Linked DNA regions of Mus musculus: region 1 is linked to region 2. Evidence: chromatin loops called from intact Hi-C (ENCODE). Cell type or tissue: left cerebral cortex. All regions are shown on one strand. Links, peaks and the distances in the headings refer to the core of each region. The heading gives the core; the rest is flanking DNA. Region 1 has its middle 12 kb from the start of Gm41329. Region 2 overlaps Fer1l6 (fer-1-like 6 (C. elegans)).

Evidence for each region. Hi-C counts contacts between places; a loop is a spot of excess contacts. Peaks named below come from ENCODE experiments on the same cell type or tissue, not always from the same donor. Only the 100,000 strongest peaks of a DNase experiment are listed, where the experiment ranks them.
Region 1: a loop joins it to region 2, with 1.8 times the contacts of the local background. A loop is called at or near these places in 1 of 42 quality-filtered maps.

Annotation. Positions count from the first base shown.
Region 1 is chr15:58,742,267-58,754,541 of GRCm38, reverse strand. No RefSeq gene overlaps it. Among named protein-coding and RNA genes, the nearest start is that of Gm41329, 12 kb to the left of the region's middle. In left cerebral cortex, for the core only: no CTCF peak of the experiment used is centred there; a DNase peak (open chromatin) is centred at 7,429.
Region 2 is chr15:58,597,633-58,609,907 of GRCm38, reverse strand. Fer1l6 (fer-1-like 6 (C. elegans)) reads right to left here. Exons shown (of 41, transcript NM_001370912.1): 21 at 9,462-9,596; 22 at 7,602-7,751. Among named protein-coding and RNA genes, the nearest start is that of Gm36451, 6.7 kb to the right of the region's middle. In left cerebral cortex, for the core only: no CTCF peak of the experiment used is centred there; no DNase peak of the experiment used is centred there.

The DNA.
Region 1 (12,275 bases), core at 4,849-9,848, 140 kb before region 2:
CTGGCTATAATCCCAGTGCAGGGGAGGCAGAGACAGGAGAGCCCTTGGGGCTTCCTCTAGCCAACTTGTAAGATCCCCATTCAGTGAGAGACTCTGCCTCAAATTAAGATGGAGAAGCAGCTGAGGAAGATACCCGATCTTGCTCTCCATCCCCCTGCCCTATGGACCTTGTTTTGCTCAGTGACCTCTTTAAAGGCTGTCTCCCAAACAAAAATAACGTCATCAGTGATCTACATTGGAACAGTTTGCTGTGCTCATTATCCTTGCTATGTGGTCTTTCTCGTCTATGTGCAGTGATAGTAGAAACGTCCAGTTACTGCATTTCTTAATTGCATGTGGGAGCCTTAGGGGCTTCACGCCCAGCATTACCTTCTTCAATCATATGACCTATGACAAGATTCTAACTCACTCCCAAGAGTGATTATAAATGTAATTATAAAGGCAACAACTCCAGAGCTGTTGTCTAGTAGAGAAAACCCTAGAGAACAGTGGATAGGTGTCAGAATGTCTGTGGCCAACCAAGGCAAATCTGACCGTTCTCCCTCTGAGAGGGGGCTCTGGTGGAGAAAGAAGGCTATACGTGCTATGTCTGGGAAGCAATTAAAGTGAACTGGGACACTGTTGAGATGGTGGTGGAAACCGGAAGTAACTGGGTTCTACTGCCATTCACTGGCGCTGTTGTATCACTCAAGTGGTTGACAGAGGACATCGGTGAAGGGGTCTAGGAGGTGGCTTTCATGTGAATGTATGGCTTTCTCAGCGCAAAACCCATGATTTCCTTCCAGCTGTCTGACACTGATGGATAGCCGAGGAGCTCAGGATTTCTGCCTGTTTCTGAAAGATGGTTTCCTTGTTTCTAAACAAACCCAAGAAGAACCACAGAGCTGCCGCTCTTGTTCTCTAGGCTCAGTGCTCCAGAAAGCAACACATCTTGTAAGAAAACTGTTTTTTGAAGGTTATAGACTCTTTAGGAGGTAGAGACTCACTGGAGGAAGTAGTCACTGAAGGAGGGCTTGAAGTTTTATAACCAGTCCTATTTCCTGTCTGCTCTATTTTTTGACTGCAGACTCATTATGGCCAGATACCTCCCAGTCCTGCTTCTATGCCTTCCCTACTATAATGGACCATATACCTTTAAAAATATGTATTTTTAAAGTGTGTGTGTGTGTGTGTGTGTGTGTGTGTGTGTGTGTGTGTGTGTACATGTTATATAAGTTCCTTCTGCAGTGAAACTTTCAGGGAAGCTCCTTAAATAGGAAGGCAAACAATTCAAAGCATCAGGAAGTCCCTAAAACTGACAAGGTTCAGTTTAAACAATAAACAGTAAAAGCTGAGAGTCCCTCATGGACTCCAAGAGCTAAGCTGTAAAGAAAACTTATAGCCAAGCCAAGCTGCAAAGAAGACTCTGAGACAAGTCCCAGAAGAAGCAGAAACCAGCCAAGCTGCCTGGAAGAGATTTAGAGTAGAGTCACTTGAAAAAGACACTCTCCAACCTGTTGAGCTGCCTGCAGGCTGTGCAGTGTGCTCCAGCTTTCCTAAATTTTATGAGCTGTCATCCATGCTGTGGTGAGCCTTGGTGATGTTGGCATCTTTGAGTCATGTCTGCTCTTGTAAGTGATCCCCAAACTCATTGGTTTACCAAGTTGCACATTAGTCTGCTGTGTGTTCCCTATCTGGGGTGAGTAGATATGCATGAAGTGTCTTCCCAGGAAGAGTCTGTCACACAACAGGACATGTGAGTGCAGATGCCGTGGAGACCAGAAGACAGCATCAGATCTGTTGGCGCTAGGGTTCCAGGGGCATGTGAGTTGCTGTCATGGATGCTGAGAACCAAACTCAGGTCCCCTGCAGTTCCTGCTCTTCTCTTCAGCTCCATTTGCCTCTTAAATTATGAGCTAAACAATGTCCCCCTTAAGTCACTTTTGTCAGAAATTTTTGTCAGAGCAATGAGAAAAATCATGGTGTAGGTTCATTTAATCTGAGGACTTTAGCCCTTTGTGTGCATCAAGATTCCACAAGAAACTTTGATGCTGTGGACTGGCCTGAATCATACTCTGGGGGTTTCATTCACACCCCAGTGATTCTCAAGTTCAGCTGGGCTTTAAAAACTTTGCATTAGGGGCTAACAAGATGGCTAAGAGTCTAAGTGCCTGCCACTAAGACTGATGACTGAGTTTCATTCCTGTGGTCCACATGATGGAAGAGCCAACTCCCACCAAGTTGTTCCCTGATCTTCATACATGCACTGTGACACACACACACACACACACACACACACACACACGAAATGAAAAAAAAGTTATTTTAAAGAAAGAGTACTAGACCATTATACCAGGTCTGAATTTCACTTTTACGGATTATGGTCACTTCTAAAGCTTATGTCTCCATGGAAACAACAGAAAACAAATCACCATTGTATTGAGGTTCTGATGGCACATCTGATGGATTTGTTTCTCATTTATTATAGGTCATGGTTTCCATACTCATTTCCATAGTGAGAATAATTGGGACCATCAAATTTGATATTCCCTCAGTGCTACTTAATGAGCACCTATTGTGTGCCAAATACTGCTGTAGAAACAGGGACCGAAGTCCCTGAACTCACGGAACTCACATCCTAGTCCAGGAGATGAATGACTAGAGCTACTGTGAGGCTCTGGATCTTTAACCCCTGTTAATTATTTTCAGTACTTCCTTTCACTCGAGGAACCTTCAAATCTTGATGATAAATTATATTTTGCCCTACAGACTAAAAATGTGATCAAAACAGATGGTGATATAGACAATCAATAACATAACCCAAACATTACCTTCTAAAAATAACACAGTGTATAAATATGCACTTCTGACACCTTAAGACATCAAAATTCTGTCATTGTCTTGGTTGAGAGTGGCACTTAGTAGGATGGGCTTTTGGGTGGCAGGGATGGCAGCAGGCATACCAGTGATTAGGTTGTTATGCTAATCTAAAGTTGTCAGCTTCGATGTTGAATGGCAAGGATTTGCTGGCCATGCAGAGACCTGGGTGGTGGTCCAGTGTACTGGCCGGTTTTGTGTGTCAACTTGACACAAGCTAGAGTTATCACAGAGAAAGGAGCCTCTCTTGAGGAAACGCTTCTATGAGATCCAGCTGTAAGGCACTTTCTAAATTAGTGATCATGGCAGGAGGGCCCATTGTAGGTGGTGCTATCCATGGGCTGGTAGTCCTGGGTTCTATAAGACAGCAAACTGAACAAGCTAGAGGAAGCAAGACAGTAAGTAACATCCCTCCATGGCCTGTGTATCAGCTCCTGCTTCCTGACCTGCTTGAGTTCCAGTCCTGACTTCCTTTGGTGATGAACAGCAACGTGGAAGTGTAAGCCGAATAAACCCTTTCCTCCCCAACTTGCTTCTTGGTCATGATGTTTTGTGCAGGAATAGAAACCCTGACTAAGACATCCAGGTAATGGGAACAGTAAGTAAAAAGTCTTAAGATGGAAGGAAACCTGATGTAGCTGAGTGAGGAATGATAGTCTCTGTGGCCAGTGAGTTCTTGGAGGATGGATGGAAATGAAATCTATGATGCAGGCAGGTGGGTTGTGCTAGTCAGGGGTCTCTGCAGGAACAGAACTGATAGAATGTGAATATGTGAGTCCGTGTGCCATGGCGCATAGCTGGAGGTCAGAGGGTAATTCTCAGGAGTTGGTTCTTTTTTGCCACTTTGTGGGACCCAGGAATTGAGCTCAGGTTGTCAGGTCTGTGCAAATGCCCCTTCCGGTGCTATCTCACCAGCCCTGGTGATGGTTTGGATGTAGGAAGATAGGTCCAAGGTCACTCGGCTAGTAAGTAGCCAGGTTGGGCCTTGAACTCCTGGCAGACTCCAAACCTTACATTCTCATTTCTTCTCCAAACATCAAGCGTCACCGTCATGGGTTGGAAACCTCACTGGGTCACAGTTGTTGCCAGTTTGATCCATCTCTCGTGACCAGGCAAATGGCAATCACTTGACACTGTTGGCTTTTAAAAATGACATTATTTCTCGAACCTTAACGTTTAAAGCATTGGCTGGGCTGGTGTTTCTGCCAGCAGCTAGGCCACACTTTTAACTGGTTTCTTGTGGTTTTCACTGTGCTGGGGACAAGGCTGTCATTTGCTGTGGTTTTGTGGATGGCTGTGAATGGGATCACAAACATTGTGTGTGTGTGTGTGTGTGTGTGTGTGTGTGTGTGTGCAGCACCTGACACTCTTCTAAGCCATAGACACCCTTTTCAACACCTCCCACCAGCCTCTTGGAGCCACATGGTGCATGAGTGTGCACCCATGCCCCTTAATGTTTAGGTTGCTAGGACACTAAACAAGAGAGAAAAGGCTTTCTGAGGTCACAGGAGGCCTCATTTGTGGTAAAGTGAAAACGTGCTTTAGTGCAGTGGTTCTTAACTTTCCTAATGCTGTGACCCTTTAATATACTTCCTCATGTTGTGGTGACCCCAATGATAAAATAATTTTGTGGCTACTTCATAACTGTAATTTTGCTCCTGTTATAAATTATATCTATTCTGCAGCTCCTCGAGACCCACAGGATGAGAACTGTTGCTTCTAAGTGGAATTGACTCTCTGAAAAGCAAAAGCCACATGACATCTCCAAGGAGCATATCTGAAGAGTATACCTGCTCAGTGAATGGAGGTTTTAGTAGGTGTGTGTGTGTGTGTGTGTGTGTGTGTGTGTGTGTCTGTCTGTCTGTCTGTCTGTCTGTCTGTCTGTCTGTCTATGTGCCAGAGATGTTAGTGGGTAGGAATCCTAACAGCCTCATTGAATGTTGTCTCTAAGGACTTCCTTTCCACCCTGCCTTCAATATCCAGACAGGGAGCCTGGCACAATGTTTCAACAAGGTCCTAGGACTTTCTAATGTGCATGTTAATTTGAGACCCAAAAGGAAATTCTGGTCTCCCAAGTCCAGTTTGGTCAATCAAATGGCTTCCTGAAGCCCATGTCTCCTTGGGCTTCAGCCTTACGTGATAAGCCAGTGTACCCTGGAAGTCCAGTCTATGTCAGGGAGGCTGAACTGATGCGCCTCTTTTAGTAAAACCCCCAGTTCTATGGCCTATTATTTGTTAGCAAGCCATGACAACTAAGATGGGTGTTCAAGCATAAATGCCCCTAAGGTAGCATAAGACGACTGTGACCTTTCCATCCACTGTGACATCTGAATCACAGAGTTTTATTGTGATTCAAAATCTTCTCAGAAAAGAGGAAGCTGGGGCCCATCTATCCTGTAGCTCAGGGTGCCAGCTGAGCTGTGCCCATGGTGACTGTGTGCATGTACAAGAAGGGTAATAGAATGACCCCTTCCCCCACTTTCTGAGAGCCCATGAGTCATAGAAAACTCAGACTAGGAGTGAGATGCCTACCCTGCTAGTCCCTACCCCAGGGACTTAGCAAATATGGCTGAAATGTCCAGGATCCAAGATGGCTGCTTGCAGAGGCAGCTCCTTCTCTACCATGGAAAGGCACTGGCCTTTACCTTTGGGGACTCATGTAAAGGCCAGTTTATAAGTAAGATGGGTTCATATGATTTCTTGATGACCCACCCTCCTCCTCCTCCTCCCCCTCCCCCTCCCCCTCCCCCTCCCCCTCCTCCTCCCCCTCCCCCTCCCCCTCCCCCTCCCCCTCCCCCTCCCCCTCCCCCTCCCCCTCCCCCTCCCTCTCCTTCTCCTTCTTCTTCTTCTTCTTCTTCTTCTTCTTCTTCTTCTTCCCTTTTATTTTATTTTTTTTTTGGAGACAGGGTTTCTCTGTGTAGTCTTGGCTGTCCTGGAACTCACTCTGTAGACCAGGCTGGCCTCGAACTCAGAAATTCGCCTGCCTCTGCCTCCCGAGTGCTAGGATTAAAGGCGTGTGCCACCACGCCCAGCTCTCCCACCCTACTTCTTAATCCAAGCCAGAGGAAAAAGAACTAACTCACCCCTCCCCGACTGACCATCAGAGATTGTGTATCCTGGAATGCTGGCATTGTAGAAATGATACTGGAGGAGGAGTGGAGGATGAGACTCCATTGGTAGAGTGCTTGTGTAGCGTGCATGAAGCGCTGGGTTTGATTCCCAGCGTGGCATAGGTTGAGCATAGTGTCACATGCCTGTAATCCTGGGACGTGGGAGATGGAGACAGGAGGATCAGAGGTTCAAGACCATCATCAGCTGCAAAGCAAGTTGGATGTGAGGCTAGGGTACACGAGACTGTCTCAGGGAAGAGGGGGAGGAGGAAGGGGAGGAGGAGGAAGGGGAGGAGGAGGAGGAAGGAGAGGAAGATTGTGTAAGGATCAGTATCAGCTCAGGACCCTCAAGACCAAGTTCTAAGCACAAAGATTTATTTGCCCCACAGGGACAAAGGTCAGGGAATAAGACACAAGGACCGGAGGTAGAAGACAAGGAAGAAGGAGAGAGGGCAGGGATATTTGTCCTGGGGGGACAAAGGACAGCCTCTGAATAGAGAGGAGAGAGAAGTGGCCGGTAGGCAAATGCAGTTTATAAAGGGGAAGCGAGAAAGTCCGAGTTGGGATGAGGTGTTTAATTTTGATCGGGGATGTTTGTTATTAGGTGAGCCAGAGGGAGCTTCTGATTGCTGGACTTCAATACTTTGATAGCTGGACCTTGGTATTAAGCCTCAGGAGGAGGAAGTGGCCAAATAAGGGACTAGACCTTGGTGGCTAGCTTTAGGACTGCCATCTAAGAGTTCTTAGTAAGGCAGAGGGAATGGGGAGAAGGGCAAGACCTGCAGAGCCATGTTTGCCATGTTTGGGCCTGCTAGAGTCCCTTCAAGGAGGAAAAGAGGAAGAGGACGAGGAGGAGAGAATAGAAGATGAGAGAAGGGACCATCCGTAGGGTGACATCTGGCTGCACTGTAAGCCACGCATAGGTAAGATGCAGGGAGACTGAGGCTGGAGTACAGGCAAACAGTCAGTAACTGAAGGTTATTACTGTCAAAGCCAAATAAAATAGCCATAGTCTGAGTCTCGCTGGGGATAAGTTTAAATTGGATCAACTGCACCATTGAGTACTAGCTCAGCTGTGGGCACCTTCTAGCTCTAAGGATGAGGAGAGCAAAATTGAGTGCAACCCTGTTTGCAGACACCCACACAGTTGCACTGGAGTTGACAGAGGCAGGCAAGCGAGGTGGCAACTGCAGAGTTAGACCTATAGAGGGGCAAAAGCCCTGTAGGGAGCAAATCTTCATAAGCCATCCTCTGCCAATCAGCTTAGGTCTCCAAACTAGCCAGGAGGAGGAGGGAGGCCGCAGCCTGTTAAACCCAGTGCACGGATCCCAGTCTCTTCTCAATTGATCTGACATTCACTGAAGTATCTACCTTCGCTGGAGGGCTGCGTGTGGAGTCAGAAGCATCAGCGTCTGTGCCAGCCTCGCCAGCCTCGCCTTTAAACTGTTACATTTCTGTTGACAATCTGGCAGATGTTTCAGCTCACCAGCCCGATGAGTCATGCCCAGAGCAATGGATCAAGCAGAAAAACAAACATACAAAAGAGCAGAAGGAAAGAAACAGCTCCTGTTTTATCACATTTATGCCCCCTAGGGTGCCTTGTCCTTAATTTAAACAAAGATCCCGTGAGGTTGGCAAGATTGTGAACTCAGCTTCTCAAGAGGCAGAAAACTAGGCACAGATGCTAGCTGGTTATCTAGGACAGAACAGGAGTCAAGTTCTGGGAAGCTAGGACCCTGGTTGGTGACCTTAGGAACACCTTTGACAGGGTAGCCGGTGTGATGCTGTCTGTACGATGCTGCCTGTGTTTTCTGTGTCATCTGGTCACTGCTCAGATGTGTCCGATGCTGAAATGTCCCGCTGTCTTTCAGGAGTGAAGAGCTGGCCCAGCTGGGACAGATTGTAAGGAGGAACATGACTCTAGGTTGTCAAGGAAGAAGAGGAGGAAGGGGGACATTGAGAAACCACTTTTGTCTACAGAGAGCCTTCTGTGGCTTTACTCTGGAGCAGGGGCAGGTTTTCTATTGGCTTTGCTAGGGGATTCTTTCTATTCTCTCACAGACAAACCCTGAGCCCAGTTGGAAGAGAATGGATAGCCGGCTCTTCAGTGTTCTGGATTCAGCATTGTAACCTGAAATAGGGTTGGCTCTTGCCATACTGTTCCTCTTGTATATTTCTCAGAGGCCACTTTCCTTGAGTTTGCGGAAGGAGAGGGAAAGGGAACTGGATCCTATTTTGATCTCCCCCCCCACTCCGGAGGCATAAAGGACATAGAAGTCACAACAATCAGAAGGTTCCTGAAAAGTCTGTAGGCCTGGGTTTGATGCCTTGTTCTGCCAGTTTCCCATCTTAAACTAACCTCCACGTACCACACTTCAATGTCCCTTGTCTTGTAACTGAACATTGTTAGCCTGACTGGTTCCTGATGTGAGTCTTCAGGAGGGCAATGGAGACTGAGCAAGCACCATGCCAGTCAGGGCTGCCTCACTCAGCCATCTTGGGTCTCATTCTATGAATGACCAGAGTAAAACCTCAGCTGTGTCTTCCCACAGTGACATTGCCACCATTGAAACACTCTATTGGGGTTCAGCCTGTTGTGTCTGGGAGTTCAAAGCTGGGTGGGGCATCGCCTGCGAATTGGGCGATATTCATGGAGCAACAATCCTGATCTCCCCACGTCTCCCCCATGATGACCTCTACCCAGAGCACCTGGTGCTGATGTTAACCCTCCAGAGTGGTCATCCAGGGCTTCCAGGTGACACACAGTGGTTGAGGAGTTTCCTCGATCCCCGTATTGCATATGCTGAGATTATCAGGGTAGGAACTCACTAACTCTCCCTCCATCCAACGTGCAGTGAGGGAAGGTCCTGAGCTGTTTAAGCCATGACTTGATGGACTGCTCAGTGTGTGACTGATCCTGGGACTGACACATGATTTTCCTTCCTCTTTCTTCAAATGACTCATCTGGACCAAGAGGACAAGACAGTCCAAGTCCGAAAGAGTCGAACCTTCTCATTCTACCCTGGAGAAGCGAAGTGGGGAGAGGGCTTGCCACCCCAATGCAGGATTTGACAGGAATCTGTGCAGGCTGGCATGCCCTGGGATGTCTCTTGAATGGTACTGCTGAGACCTATCATGGTCATAGTAGGAGGAAGGGGACTAGGGACTGTCAAAATCTGTAGCTCACAACACTGAATTGAAGCTATAGTCTTCACAGAAAGAGCTGTTTTATTTGGTCATTTCTACATGTGCGTATCTATGCGTGGTTTGTACCTACAGAGGTCAGAAGCACCTAATCCCCATGGATCTGGAGTTACAGGCAGTTGTCAGTTGGCAGCTGCCAGATGTGGGTGCTTGCAATGGGACTCATCTCCTATGGGAGGGCAGCAAGAGCTCTTAACCACCGAGTTAGCTTTCCAGCCCTCCACAGGTCCGCACAACAGGAATACTGATATGGAGGGTTCCTGAGGTGCTTTTGGTTCAAGTTCGTTTAGTTAAATTTAAATTCTTTAAGAGGAGACATTTCAACTTTACCATAGCATTTCTGAACCACTTATGTATCATATCTAATAAGATAATTGTATGAATCTTAAAGAACTTTAAAAAAAAGCACCCCAATTTATATTCCACTTGATACTCATAATCCAATACAGTACCATTTTGACATAATTGTATAAATGTCACCGAGAAACGGTGTGATAGCACTATCTATGTGGTATCCTGACTTTTTCATGCAGGCAAGTTGGAAGAAATCCATATTCAAGAGAAAAGTAGTGCATGGGAAATTTATTAAATGCTACGTAGCAAGAATCAAGTGTCACAAGACCCCTAGAGGAACGAACGGGAGCATTTGACTTGTGACAATGGGGAAGCTGACTCAGGATTGGGCCCTTGAGGACGGAGGCATTTCCAGTCTATTAAGGGTTATTATATTGTATTATGTGCTTGCATGAAAATGGCCTTTTTTTACCCAGACTGGGGAGGGAGGAAGAAAAAGAGGCAAGAGAGAAGGAGAGGAAGAGAGAGGAAGTGAGGGGGTAATTCCAGGCAGGGGGTCATATGAGGAGAAGTTAGAAGTCTGGAGACCCTGGCTTTTGTAAGCAACATATCCTAGGGAAGGTTATGCAGCGCGAGGGCCAAGGCTGATCAGAATATTGGCTGGGCAGAAAGTTGTCCAGGAGGTAACTTTGCAACAGAATCAGAAGGACCTTTCAGATAAGTAGATATAGACTATGATAGGGGAGCTGTTAATTTAATCTCTACACAACACTGGTTAACTATTTTCAAGAGGAATTGATTTGAACAGAGGCAGAAGGGACAGAGAGGAAGACAAGTTGGCTCAAGGAGTAACACGGTAGGACCAAGCTTAAAAAGTACTCATGGCCCAAGGGCTTCAGCGGCTACCTAAGCGGCCCTTAGATATGTGACTGTTGTATCTGACACAGCAAGTCGTGGCAGTGGGAAAAGCAGTGTAAACAATTGTATTTACAGCCGTGGAAAGCAAGGCTGACTGTGGTGGGTTAGCTTATCAACACTTGGCCGAGTGTTTTGTCTATCAGTGGAGAGCAGACCAGGGCATCAGCACCACTGCTGGCCTTGCCCCACCCCTCTCCATCTGTGGCTGAATGATGATGTCCCCAGGAGCCCTCACATGCTCTCTGACATCTTCCCATCTCTGCTCGGTCCCTGCTCATCAGAGCCTCGGATATTCCCAGGTTGAGTTTTTCAAAGTCATTCTGAGCCACTGTTCTTTAAACTCTGCCATGATTTTCATAAGTAGCAGACACTGTTACTATTAGTCCCGGGTGATGTTTTCATGGGACTCACTTTGCTGGGTTCGTATTCGTAACAAGGATTCTGGAATGGGGAGATGAGGGCTATATGCTGGCTCTGACCTTCAATCCCTGTGTCCCTTCCTCCAAGGGGCCTTGGTGAGGCCTCAGTGAGTGGCTGGATGCAAAGTGCGTGGGGCAGAGACAACTGCCATTGCTCCCCTGGGGCTGATTTACAGCCATGAGGTCACCCCTTGGACATTGGACACTGACAACCTGGCAGTCACTAACACTTGATCTTAAGGTAATTACCCTTAAGTGTCTTAATCTCACAGCTATAAAATGGCAGTGATACTGTCACCCAATTCATAAATTCTTGGAAGTGAATATGACAAATGTCATACAATATTGGGCAATAATTTTGTTATTGCTGTTATTTACTGCTGGTCGATAATTCCAGAGCAGAGGTGTGGGCCTGCCGTGGGTATAGTCCTGACCTCAGTAGAATGGGTCTCCCAGCCTGTAGATCTGCTTTCCTATCGCCATGGGGCTCTTTCCCATCCCCGACAGTGCTCACTGTGGGACATGTTTGTCAGTGGTAGCCTAGGACCCTGCAGGCCTTCACTGTGGGCCAAGTCGTTTGAGCTCTGAGCTAATGAATAGACATTCCTGAGAGTAAATTCAGGGGCACATCTTTGTTAAAAGCTTTTTCCTTCCTTCGTCAGTCCCTTTGCTTCAGAGTTCACTGTAGAAGGAGCTGACGGGAGGTGGCATGAAGGATCTAGCCACAGTTCAAGCACTGGCCTGGGCTCTCCGCTGAGTGTTTCCTAGGATGAATTACAGCCAGAGATCAGCTTGAAGCCCAAGCAAGTTCCTCCCAGGGTTCAGGGCCTCTGTGTCTTCCAGTTGCCGTTAGCCATAAGGGAAAGGGTCAAATTCTCTATGGTATGTTCATGGTGGTGGATCTCTTGACCCATCTAATATATGTGACAGGCAGGTCTAATTCACTGGAGGTAGACACCATTTCTATCCCCACTGTGCCAGTAAGACTTAGTGGACTTGACTTGGTTCCCAATCCAATTGCTTGTTTGTGTTGTTGTTGGGACTTCAGATGCAGCTTCCAAGACTGCCATGCAGCAGTCTTCACTGTGACAGGTACGCTCCTGATAGAACACTTTTAGCAACCCTTCTATGGTCCTATGGCTTCCTTTCATCAGCAATCATCACTCAACAATGAGAGAAAGTTCTTGGTCTCTTCTTTCTACCCTTCTCCTAAAGGAAGAAAGGAACACCATAAGAGCTGAGGTTCTTTCCTCCCAGGCTCAGTTATTCTGGGAACAACCCATAAGTCAATGTGGGCAACAGAAGTCTTAACAGTTCCCAAGGAGCCAGGGAGTCCAAAGGAGGCACCTCAGTTAGAAGTTAATGCCACCTGGGCTATCATTTACCTGGAGCCAGCAGAGTCTTTAAATGTGTCTGTGATGAACCTACACACCTTTGTTTAAAGTGTCCTCCAGGCTATTTCAATAACCAGATT
Region 2 (12,275 bases), core at 2,568-7,567:
CCACTAAAATCAGGGACTAGACAAGGCTGCCCACTTTCTCCCTACCTTTTCAACATAGTACTTGAAGTATTAGCCAGAGCAATTCGACAACAAAAGGAGATCAAGGGGATACAAATTGGAAAAGAGGAAGTCAAAATATCACTTTTTGCAGATGATATGATAGTATATATAAGTGACCCTAAAAATTCTACCAGAGAACTCCTAAACCTGATAAACAGCTTCGGTGAAGTAGCTGGATATAAAATTAACTCAAACAAGTCAATGGCCTTTCTCTACACAAAGAATAAACAGGCTGAGAAAGAAATTAGGGAAACAACACCCTTCTCAATAGCCACAAATAATATAAAATATCTCGGCGTGACTCTAACGAAGGAAGTGAAAGATCTGTATGATAAAAACTTCAAGTCCCTGAAGAAAGAAATTAAAGAAGATCTCAGAAGATGGAAAGATCTCCCATGCTCATGGATTGGCAGGACCAACATTGTAAAAATGGCTATCTTGCCAAAAGCAATCTACAGATTCAATGCAATCCCCATTAAAATTCCAACTCAATTCTTCAACGAATTAGAAGGAGCAATTTGCAAATTCATCTGGAATAACAAAAAACCGAGGATAGCAAAAACTCTTCTCAAGGATAAAAGAACCTCTGGTGGAATCACCATGCCTGACCTAAAGCTTTACTACAGAGCAATTGTGATAAAAACTGCATGGTACTGGTATAGAGACAGACAAGTGGACCAATGGAATAGAATTGAAGACCCAGAAATGAACCCACACACCTATGGTCACTTGATCTTCGACAAGGGAGCCAAAACCATCCAGTGGAAGAAAGACAGCATTTTCAACAATTGGTGCTGGCACAACTGGTTGTTATCATGTAGAAGAATGCGAATCGATCCATACTTATCTCCTTGTACTAAGGTCAAATCTAAGTGGATCAAGGAACTTCACATAAAACCAGAGACACTGAAACTTATAGAGGAGAAAGTGGGGAAAAGCCTTGAAGATATGGGCACAGGGGAAAAATTCCTGAACAGAACAGCAATGGCTTGTGCTGTAAGATCGAGAATTGACAAATGGGACCTAATGAAACTCCAAAGTTTCTGCAAGGCAAAAGACACTGTCTATAAGACAAAAAGACCACCAACAGACTGGGAAAGGATCTTTACCTATCCTAAATCAGATAGGGGACTAATATCCAACATATATAAAGAACTCAAGAAGGTGGACCTCAGAAAATCAAATAACCCCCTTAAAAAATGGGGCTCAGAACTGAACAAAGAATTCTCACCTGAGGAATACCGAATGGCAGAGAAGCACCTGAAAAAATGTTCAACATCCTTAATCATCAGGGAAATGCAAATCAAAACAACCCTGAGATTCCACCTCACACCAGTGAGAATGGCTAAGATCAAAAATTCAGGTGACAGCAGATGCTGGCGAGGATGTGGAGAAAGAGGAACACTCCTCCATTGTTGGTGGGATTGCAGGCTTGTACAACCACTCTGGAAATCAGTCTGGCGGTTCCTCAGAAAATTGGACATAGTACTACCGGAGGATCCAGCAATACCTCTCCTGGGCATATATCCAGAAGAAGCCCCAACTGGTAAGAAGGACACATGCTCCACTATGTTCATAGCAGCCTTATTTATAATAGCCAGAAACTGGAAAGAACCCAGATGCCCCTCAACAGAGGAATGGATACAGAAAATGTGGTACATCTACACAATGGAGTACTACTCAGCTATTAAAAAGAATGAATTTATGAAATTCCTAGCCAAATGGATGGACCTGGAGAGCATCATCCTGAGTGAGGTAACACAATCACAAAGGAACTCACACAATATGTACTCACTGATAAGTGGATACTAGCCCAAAACCTAGGATACCCACGATATAAGATACAATTTCCTAAACACATGAAACTCAAGAAAAATGAAGACTGAAGTGTGGACACTATGCCCCTCCTTAGAAGTGGGAACAAAACACCCATGGAAGGAGTTACAGAAACAAAGTTTGGAGCTGAAATGAAAGGATGGACCATGTAGAGACTGCCATATCCAGGGATCCACCCCATAATCAGCATCCAAACGCTGACACCATTGCATATACTAGCAAGATTTTATCGAAAGGACCCAGATGTAGCTGTCTCTTGTGAGACTATGCCGGGGCCTAGCAAACACAGAAGTGGATGCTCACAGTCAGCTAATGGATGGATCACAGGGCTCCCAATGGAGGAGCTAGAGAAAGTACCCAAGGAGCTAAAGGGATCTTCAACCCTATAGGTGGAACAACATTATGAACTAACCAGTACCCCTGAGCTCTTGACTCTAGCTGCATATGTATCAAAAGATGGCCTAGTCGGCCATCACTGGAAAGAGAGGCCCATTGGACACGCAGACTTTGTGTGCCCCGGTACAGGGGAACGCCAGGGCCAAAGGGGGGGAGTGGGTGGGTAGGGGAGTGGGGGTGGGTGGGTAAGGGGGACTTTTGGTATAGCATTGGAAATGTAAATGAGCTAAATACCTAATAAAAAATGGAAAAAAAAAAACAAAAAAAATAAAATAAAATAAAAAGTGGGCAAAGCTCACATGATGGTAAGTGAAAGCTTTGTTCCTGGGGTGTGGCATAGGATCTAAGTAGGCAGATTTGCCACATAGGTTTATAAACACTGTGCACTGATCAGCCCCATGGGCTCTCCTCATGGAACAAGCTAGAAAACGGTCCCTTCCTGGGATGTGTAGTGAACCTGATCTGAAGTAAGAGAAGAGAGCATTTCTAGAATTTGGGAAGTATGGCAGACAGATAAGGGTAGCAAGGTCTGTGTTTTGTCTGCTTAGGACATTCCTTGGGAACACACCCACACACAGTAGACACTGCATGAACACACGTTTGAATGTAAGAATCAATGAGTTAAGCAATCCTTGGGTTCCACAAACTGACACAGCGACAGGGGAGGGAAGGACAATTTCAGTTGCCTACAAACAATGCTATGAACTGAATAGAGAAAGAGGCAAAGGATGGGATGGAAAGGGGGAAAACATTTAAACTGTGGTGGAGTGGGCAAGCTGGAACAGAAAACTATTGCTCTGAATTTTGATAATTATTATTGGCAGGTAAATGGTTCTGCAGGAGTTGAGGAGGGTAGAGTGGGGAGACACTTCAGAATGAGTTAATAGACTGCCCAAGAGCAGAAGAGTACATCCGTGAGGCCCAGGAACCTGGAGAGTCTGCACATAACAATGTCATAGTGGCTGTGGGGTAACTTGAATATTAATAAATGACCCCAAGTTTAAGACAGCTTAAAAGCCAGAATGGGAATTTGATACTCATGTAAAGTGTAGAATTTACTCTTCATGGGATATTAGCCATTATAGTAAAAACAAAATGGTATTTTAGTTACACTTGGAAATACTAGGTTTTGAAAAATACATTTTAAAATGTTCTTCTGAGAGCCTGTTTACCACAGTAGCGGGTATTTCAAATCCCAAAGAGAAATATTCCAACAAGCACTTCTCAAATTCTGTTCACTGCATTTGGAGGAACCAGCATTTTAAAAAAAAAAAAAGGCAAAATCTGGTAAATAGTCTCGTAGATAAGGAGCAGAGAGCAGCTGAAGAAGAGGGAGGCATGATCGACTCATGTTCTGGAAGGAATGTGGAGAATGACAAGAGCAGGGGGATGGTTCACAGAGGACTATAAGATTCTAGGAACAGAAGACAGGAAACAGGCAAGGAAGCAGCTACAGGCTGGTCAGGCCCTGGGCATAGATACCATGAACAGGATTATGATGGCTTTCAGTACTCAGCCCAAGAGGCTGAGCTAACAGCCAGGGGTGGACTAAGATCGGGAAGAGAGGGGACAGCTAGCGTGGATGACTGATGGAAACAGTGGATTTGATGGGTACATAGAAAAGCCATGCTATCAACTCTTGAGTCAGGGGAGTGTCTCAGCATGGGAAACATGGAAGTAAAGCAAGCCATACACAGACACAAAGAGGTGACAGCTGTGACAAGTGAGGGCTGGCCTAGTCCCACTGTGCATAGCACATCTGAGCTCCACCTGCTAAGACAGTCACTCTGATGATCAAATCACTTTTTGAACAAGTAATCAAATGGAAAGTCATAATTAAATCCAGACTGGATTGCATCTCCTAAGCTTCCTACCTCTGACAATGATCCTCCAGAGGTCACCTGTTGGCAAGCAGCAGGTGTCTCAACAGTGTGCCTGGTTCTGAGAGAGGAGGTGGGTAGGACCGTGAGTCCTAGATGGCAAAGCCCTCAGGTCATCTTTAGGGGTCAACTTGTTCAGCCTCTCATTGAAAGAGTTACTAAGAGACTTGTAGATTCGAGCTGAGAGCACTTATCGAGGTGGCTGTGAGTTTGGGAAGAGTGGCTGCCTAGATCCAGCTCAGCCAACCTGGAACCTGAGCATTCTCATGCACAGTGTGCCAGACCAGGGCTAGTTCTCCCAAGACAGCCTTCACCTTCCTCGGTGGTTCATGCTCTAGTAGCCTTAAAAAGAGTGTGAACATAGCTTTGTTCGTTAAAAGGAAACTTCATGTGGCTAGGTAAAATAAGGCAGTGGAAAGTAAAATTAAAACAAACTAGCTAACACAGAGCTGGGTGAGATGTGCAGTCAGAAACATGCCTGCTTGCAAGCATGAGGATCTGTGCTTGATTTCCAGCAAAGAATTAATCCCAGAGCTGGGGAGAGGGGGCCAGGGGTATCTCTGGAGCTTGCTGGACAGCTGGTCTGGCTGAGTCTGCTACGGGCTCAGTGAGAGGCTCTGTCTCAAACGATAAAGTAGAAAGTGATTGGGGGAAAGCATCTGACACCCACCTCAGGGCGCCACATGCACACATACATTTGCACATGCACCCACGCCACCCACATATAAATGTGGGTGCACACAGATATGTACACATACACACATATACACACAAAAACTCTAGTGGAAACAAGTATTATCGGAATATATAATATGAAGCAATTATTACATCTCCCCATTCATTAGGTTTGGAGGAACTGAAGTTCCAAGGAGACATGGGAAACACTTTTCTGTAGCCATCGAGTCTGAAGCTGCTCTCTCTTGGGAAGGGAAGTTGTCGTTGATGTGATGTTATAGGGGAACAGAAAGCAAAGCCTTCCTCTCGAAGTGGGGGTGGCAATAAGGGCAAAGCTCCTTTTGTCTGGATTCAGTTGTTTAGTATCTGCCTGAGTTTGAACCAAAACAGCTTGCTGACAGCTCTCATTGGAGAGAAGACTGGACCAGCTGGTCTGGAAGGTTGCCTTCCATTCTGACCCCCACACATCTGTGCAGCACGCACTTGTCTGGCTACAGATGGTTTTGTTGGAGACCACTTGGGTTATCATTCTAGAGTATCCTAGCCTCCTAGGACTTAGTGTTTGTAACATAGCTCTTTCTAGTTCTACTTTCCGACCCTGCTAGACATCGTCTACTTGGAGCTGAATGAAGCCAGTCCTTGAATCCCTGTACCTTACTCCTCGTTATGCAGGCTCAGTTTCCCTGGCAGAGTTTACTCTTCCTCCAAAGCTGCCATTTTCTCCACTATAAGTTGTCCCTTGGGTGACTTAAAACACAGATGACAGAGTCTGATAGGATGGACTTAGCAATATATCAGTGTTGGCAATTGCAACCTCCAGGCTGCAGATGCAAAGAGAATTTGGGTCTGGATACAAGTATATCTAACCTCAATGTCCCCTTAATAATGAACACAATTGAGCTCTCCATTAGAAATCTGTCTACCTGGAGTCTAAATTCGGACCTGTCATGCTGACCACATCATTGCCTTGCTATCCATTTCAAATTCTAAAATCAATAGCTGGGACCACAGATTTTGCTTTAATATCCTATTGCATAGAAATATTATTAGTAATAAAACATTATGCATAGACTGCACTATACAAGATACGTTGGGTAGTCTTATTAATGTCCTACATTTCTGAACAGAGAAAGCCACATTCTAACAAGTGGTAGGTCTGAGATTTGTATCCATGGAATCTAGTTCCCCCCACTTTCATGTGCATTCATGCTGAGTGCGCTAGGGATGTGTACCTTCCAATTTCATTATCAAGTGAGTTGAGTTTTGTTTTATTTTAAATTGGGATTTCTGAAAATCAGATTTTCCTATACAAGATGTCATTAATCCAGTGTCAAACTTGGATGTTCAAATTGCAACCCCACCACGATGGCATTTGGAGGTTCAGCCTTAGAGAGGAATCCAGAGCCCTCGTGAGTGTACTCAGTCTCTTATGATAAGAGACCTAAGGAAGAACATTATTCTCCACCCCCCACTTGAGGGTACAACGAGAAGGCAGCCACTACAAACCAGGTGGTCAGACCTCTCAGTGCCTCCTTGGATACCCAGGCTCAACTGTGAGAGCATGGAACAAGCAATGCTTGTTGTTTAAGCTGCCCAATAAGTGCATTGTTATGGTATCCTGCATCAACTAAGATGAAAGACTGGCCTGGTCCCAAAGCAAAGAGCCACCAGGACCTGATGCCTCAGAGAGTGTAGGGCCTGGGGGAGGAAGCCCAGGACCTGATGCCTCAGAGAGCATAGGGCCTGGGGGAGGAAGCCCAGGACCTGATGCCTCAGAGAGCATAGGGCCTGGGGGAGGAAGCCCAGGACCTGATGCCTCAGAGAGCATAGGGCCTGGGAGAGGAATCTCTGGCAAGCCAGGTGCTCCCTTCTTATTTATCCTCTTCAACTCCTACTGGTTCTCTATTGTACAGCCACAATTCAGAAACTTAGTTTCCCTTCCTCTGCAAGGGTCTTTGTATACACACAACCCCACAGGAACACATATACACATATACACACACACAAAAATATAATAAACACACTCATGTACACATACATACACACAAACACACACACACATGAAAACACATACACACATACATACACATACATACACACACATACACAATACACATACCCACACACATACGCATACACGTACACACACACACACACACTCACTCTAGGACTTCAGGGAAGGACCAGGAGTTCTTTGACATTGGGAAGCAATGTGATATGGTACAAGAAGTAGGAGCTGTAAAGGTCCCGCTTCAGAGCTCAGCTTAACTGTCTATCTATAGAAGGAGATGAGGTTGGCCAAGTGCATCAGTCCTTCATGTTCCATCTCTCTAATGGGAATAGGAATGTGTGTCTCCAGAGGCTTGAGGGAGATCTATGAAAGATATGAGCTGCCACAGCTATAACTTCAGGCACAGGGCAACTACCCCACAAATGTCCTATGGCTTCTTTTTCCATATCCGTCCATGGTCTGTTAGAGCGGAGGGACTCTGCTGTAGCTCAAACACTGATAACCCAACCCTGAAAGATCTTTCATTCTAGGATTCTGATTTGTGGTGCAACAGTTCTGGAAATAACTTGCGTTATCAAAGTTTGTAAACATCAGCTTCCAGGTGCCCAGAAGGAGACACCCAGAGACACGGGATAGCAGGGATGGACCAGGTGTTGTTTCACTAAGCAACGCATCCAGGGAGGTTGCTCCTCATGCCAAGTGGAGCAGAAAGATATCTGGTACACGTGCCCTGGACCTCTTACCTGCAACAGCTCAAACACTGCAAGGAGGTCCCCTCCAGAGAGGTTCCCACAGAAGATGGGGTGATAGGACAGCTTGGGGGGCTCATAGTCCTGGTCAGCCAGTGTCACAACTGGAGCAGCCACCGTAGCACCCAAGTATTCTGGCTTTCCCTAGAGAAGAGATGAGTTTTTGATTGGCATCCACTTAGTTCCGGCCAGCATCAGGGCAACTTTGCAAATCAGTTTTACAAAGTTAGCAGCTAGCAGCAGCAGCCCACCCCAAACCCCATGGGGACTCATGACTTGGGGGACAGAGAGCACTCTCAGGTGCCCAGTGACACACTGAGAGGATAACCTTGGGGCCTCCCTAGTCCAAGGCTCCTTCTCCAGAGAGATTAATTAAAGTAACCAACCAGAGTAGACTGGGAAGGGAAAGGAAAAATGCAAGAAAACAGCAGAAAGTCTAAAGGGGTTTCTGTGGTGGACAGGATTGTAAGCTCTAGAGATAAGTCAACCCAAGTCTGTGTTCTCAAGTCTGCTCCCTGTGTACAAGTCTACACCGTGTGTGTAGCCTAAGTCATGTCCTCAACCTTTTTGAGGTTCATAAATAAGGCTAAAGCTTTGTATCTATTCATAGCATCCCCAAAAGTGATGTAATCTTATATATTGTTTGTATTACGTACCTAATCTATGGTAATGGAATACCGATGTCAATGGATTCCTTTTCAAATAGAAAACAAACTCTTGAGATGGAAAGCTTTCCCCCACCTACCCTGTCCCCCACCCTGAAGGAGAGTGAGGGTATTAACTTGTGGGTCTTCTGCCAGAACATCTGTACTGCATGCCAAATGGGGGGAAGCTTTTTACATTTCATAAATACATTCATCCCCAATTTACAGCAGGAATGGATGGGAAGAGGGAGGGGATACCATGCTGACAGCCATCAAGTGTGCAGGAAAGAGTAGACCTAGAAGTCATGTGTTCAAGTCCTGACTATGCCCCTCACTAACAGTGACCTTAAGGCATCTGAACTTTCCAGATCTGTCCTTTCTAGAAAGCAGGAAGAACAGGACAAGCCTTCATGGTCTCTGTGGTCCCGACAACTCTTGTGAGTCTCAAATCTTGTTTCTTGTCTGACTTTGGCTCATCCCAGAGCACACTGAGAGTGAGGAAGCTTTGGAAAAATCTCTTCAAAACAACTGCTGTACTTTATAGATTCTACCTGAGGAGGAGGTAGAGGTGTCAACTAAAAGATACAAATCTTTGTCATCCATTGTAGACTTCTTAACTTAGAGAAGAATGCTTATCCCAGTCACTTAAACCCACCAGCCAGCTTTGGAGGTTACCTGAAGTTTTAGAGCACAAACAGCATTGAAGAGGAAGAGATTTGGTTTATAACCAAAGAGGGCAGGATGGATATGGGCTTGCAGGGCCAAACAGCAGCCAAGTCAAAGAGAGTTAGTTACAAGGCTGAATCAGCGAAGATGACCATGCATTTCCCTCTAGTCAGGCAAGTGCAGCACAAAGCTGTTTCTAAAAGGCTTGGAGGAGTTTTATATATAGCAGTCACCTGGGACCAGCTGGGGGTTTGCCGTGGTTGTGGGCAGGCAGCTGGGGGTTTGCTGTGGTTGTGGGCTGGCTTATGAGCGTGGGTGTTGACTAAATTCTGCTAATTAGATGTGATTTTGATTGTGATTCAAGGAGAACTCTAAATAAAGCGGTGACTAGTGCATCCGAGTGTGCTGAGGTCAAAACCACCTGTGGGTGCATCAAGGGTCCTGAACACTCAGCGTCAGAATTCTATTGATGTTCCAATAAAGGCAGTTCATGCAGTAGAGTGTTTGGAAGGTGTAATAATCAGTGTTGCCTGGTGACACGTACCACCGCATCGCTGTCGTAGAGTTCCACCACCACGTGGGGTGGGGACTCCAGTAGCTCCTTCTCTTCACCGTGCAGAACCAACTCGTTGAATAGCAGCATCTGGTTCCAGGTAGGAGAGAGAGTCTGGGAAATGATCTGGCAGAAAACAAGAAAGGAGCCATTTAACAGTTGTTCAACAGAAACACGAAGGGCAAGGAGAGTTCCTGGCTACTGTCTGTTAAATGCAAATTCCCGGTCTCTGGAACACTTTGTATTCATGTTTTATTAGTGGAGTACCACTTAATGACCTATTTGCACAGATAATTTGCGTAAGTAATTTTAATTCACCCTGGTGCTATGACGGCTTCAGTTGCCCTTTATTGAGTGCTTATTGTCTACTATACAGCACTGCACATTCACTGTCTCATTTAAACCTTGAAATCTTTCTGAGTACTGTTATTTTCATGCACGTTAAAGAAAAAAATAAACAGGAGATTCATATGTCCAGTGTCTACAGACAATAAACGGAAATTCCATCCGGATCATCCACTCTTACCAGACAATACTACTACTATGTCTACTTTAGGGATCCGGATCCCCTCCACTGAGAATGGAGGGAGGGATCAACTACAGTCAAAGTCCCTAATATTGACTTTCAAATCTCATCTACTTTATGTAGAAGTCTACAGCTTTGTGGCTATCCATTGACTACTTTGAATAGTCCAGAGTCTTTAGAACAACCCTCACCATTTGGCATGACATATTTCTTTCAGAAGAGTTGCTATGGCAGCAGATAGTGACATGGGTAGTATGCTGTACCCATGCATATAGATGGAGAAATTAAAACTCTAGGATGATAGCTTGAGACCATCAGGGTCTTACCACCACTGGCCAATAGCTTTCTTCCTGGGCTGCTCAAGAGGAACTTCCTGAAGGGAGAGTGTTATTTAAATTTGAATTTCTTTCTCTGTTTAGTTAGACATTTGGAAAGAGGCCAGTTTCACAGAGCAAAAGGCTGAGGTGTTTGCAAGGTAGTTGTTTCCCACACCTGGGCAGACACTGCCCCATCAATATGTGGAGCTCGTACTGGAAAGAGCCTATGGTCATAGTTCTTTTCCAAGTGGTGCAATCAAATGGGTTTCAGAAGTGAAAGTGTTCCACAGCTGCCGGATCCTGGCAAAATTTCCACCGCACCTCTGAACTCTTCCTTACCCACTATTGTGCACTCCAGGAGGGAGGAAGAAAGAACTGGCCTGCACTCACCCTCAGACTCACATAAAAGTGCCAGCCTAATTATACATCCAGCCAGCTCCAGTTACAGCATTAAACTGTTTGCGCTGCGGTCACTGAAGGGTATCTTTATAGCTCTTTATGTAAGCCATAAAAGTATTGTGGGGCTGCAGTTCACCTCCCTTCTGGAGTTTTTATTTTAGAATATTTCATGTCTCAGATACAATGAAGTTTTATAATGCCTCTGGGGAAATCTACCTTTTCTGACATAGAAAGGACCAAAGTTCAACCAACTGATAAACAGAAGTGACACAGTTGCGATGCAAAGTCGCACGCTTTATGTCGCTTTTGAAGAGACAGGCAAGTTCTCTGTGGCATGTGTGACTGACAGTATTGTCAAAGCAGTCTACGATCTTCACGGCATCTTTGCTACAGGGGGATTTCAATCACTTCCTTCCCATGTGACTGGGAGTGCCATTGAATAAGACTCCAGAGGCCAACATTCATTCAGTGGTCATTCACTCATTCATCATGTACCTACTGTGAGCGAGACCTTGGCATAGTGGGTGCTTGACAGCCATTTGCATGAACAGATAAGAGGAAACTAACCTGCCCTTCAAGTTGCCATCATATGTGAGACGTCACCCAGCCCCTTTAGAATGATACTTACTCACTCGCTCACACAAGTGTCTTCCACTTCTGTGCTCAGCTGCCCCTGATTAGCTTTGTTCCCTCGGGGCTTCTTTAAGGAACCTCACACTGAGCTGAGTTTAGAACAGTGTTACTCAACCTGTGGGTTGCGACCCTTGGAAAACACAGATTCAGTCATGAAATAGTAACAAAACTAATATTATGGTTGGGAGGTCACTACAACATGAGAAACTGTATTAAAGGGTCTCAGCATTAGGAAGGCTGAGAACCACTGGTTTGAAGTATCATTTGGAAGTTCAGGGTAAGACTTAACTAACACTGAGCAACTAGTCAGATGTCCTGGACAGAATATAGCAGTAGGAGCAAAACCCTAGATGGAATCCAGGTTTAATTAACTATCCTATGACTGACTTGCACAGGTGACTTACTGTCTCCAAATCTTAGTTTCCCTTCTTTAAATGGGCTAACACCCATTTGTCTTAGGTAAAGAATATTCACTGCCTAGTATACAGTAGGCACTCAATAAATGCTTGCAATCCTCCCTAAATGGACTCCATCTCAGTCCATATCACAAGAGAGCAAACATTGAGGACTAGGGGTGTGTCTCCGGAGTAGACTATCTGTCTGGTATTTGTCAAGCCTGGGGTCTAATTCCTTGCAACACACACACACACACACACACACACACACACACACACACACACAAATGCCTACCCTATGACAACCCTGGTAGACTTCATGATCCTGTCTAATTGCTCATGGCATCAGTCTCATTGTTGGTAACACCAGGCTTCGAAATCTCTACTGTCTAAGATGCCCCACCCTCCTCCTCTTCTGTCCTTCCTATTCACATCTGACTCCTCTCCTCATCAGCTCTCAAACCCTTCCTCTGTAGAAGCCTTTTCCCCTTTCCCTTTATCCTTCAAGTCCCAGTCCTCCATAGCATCTACAATG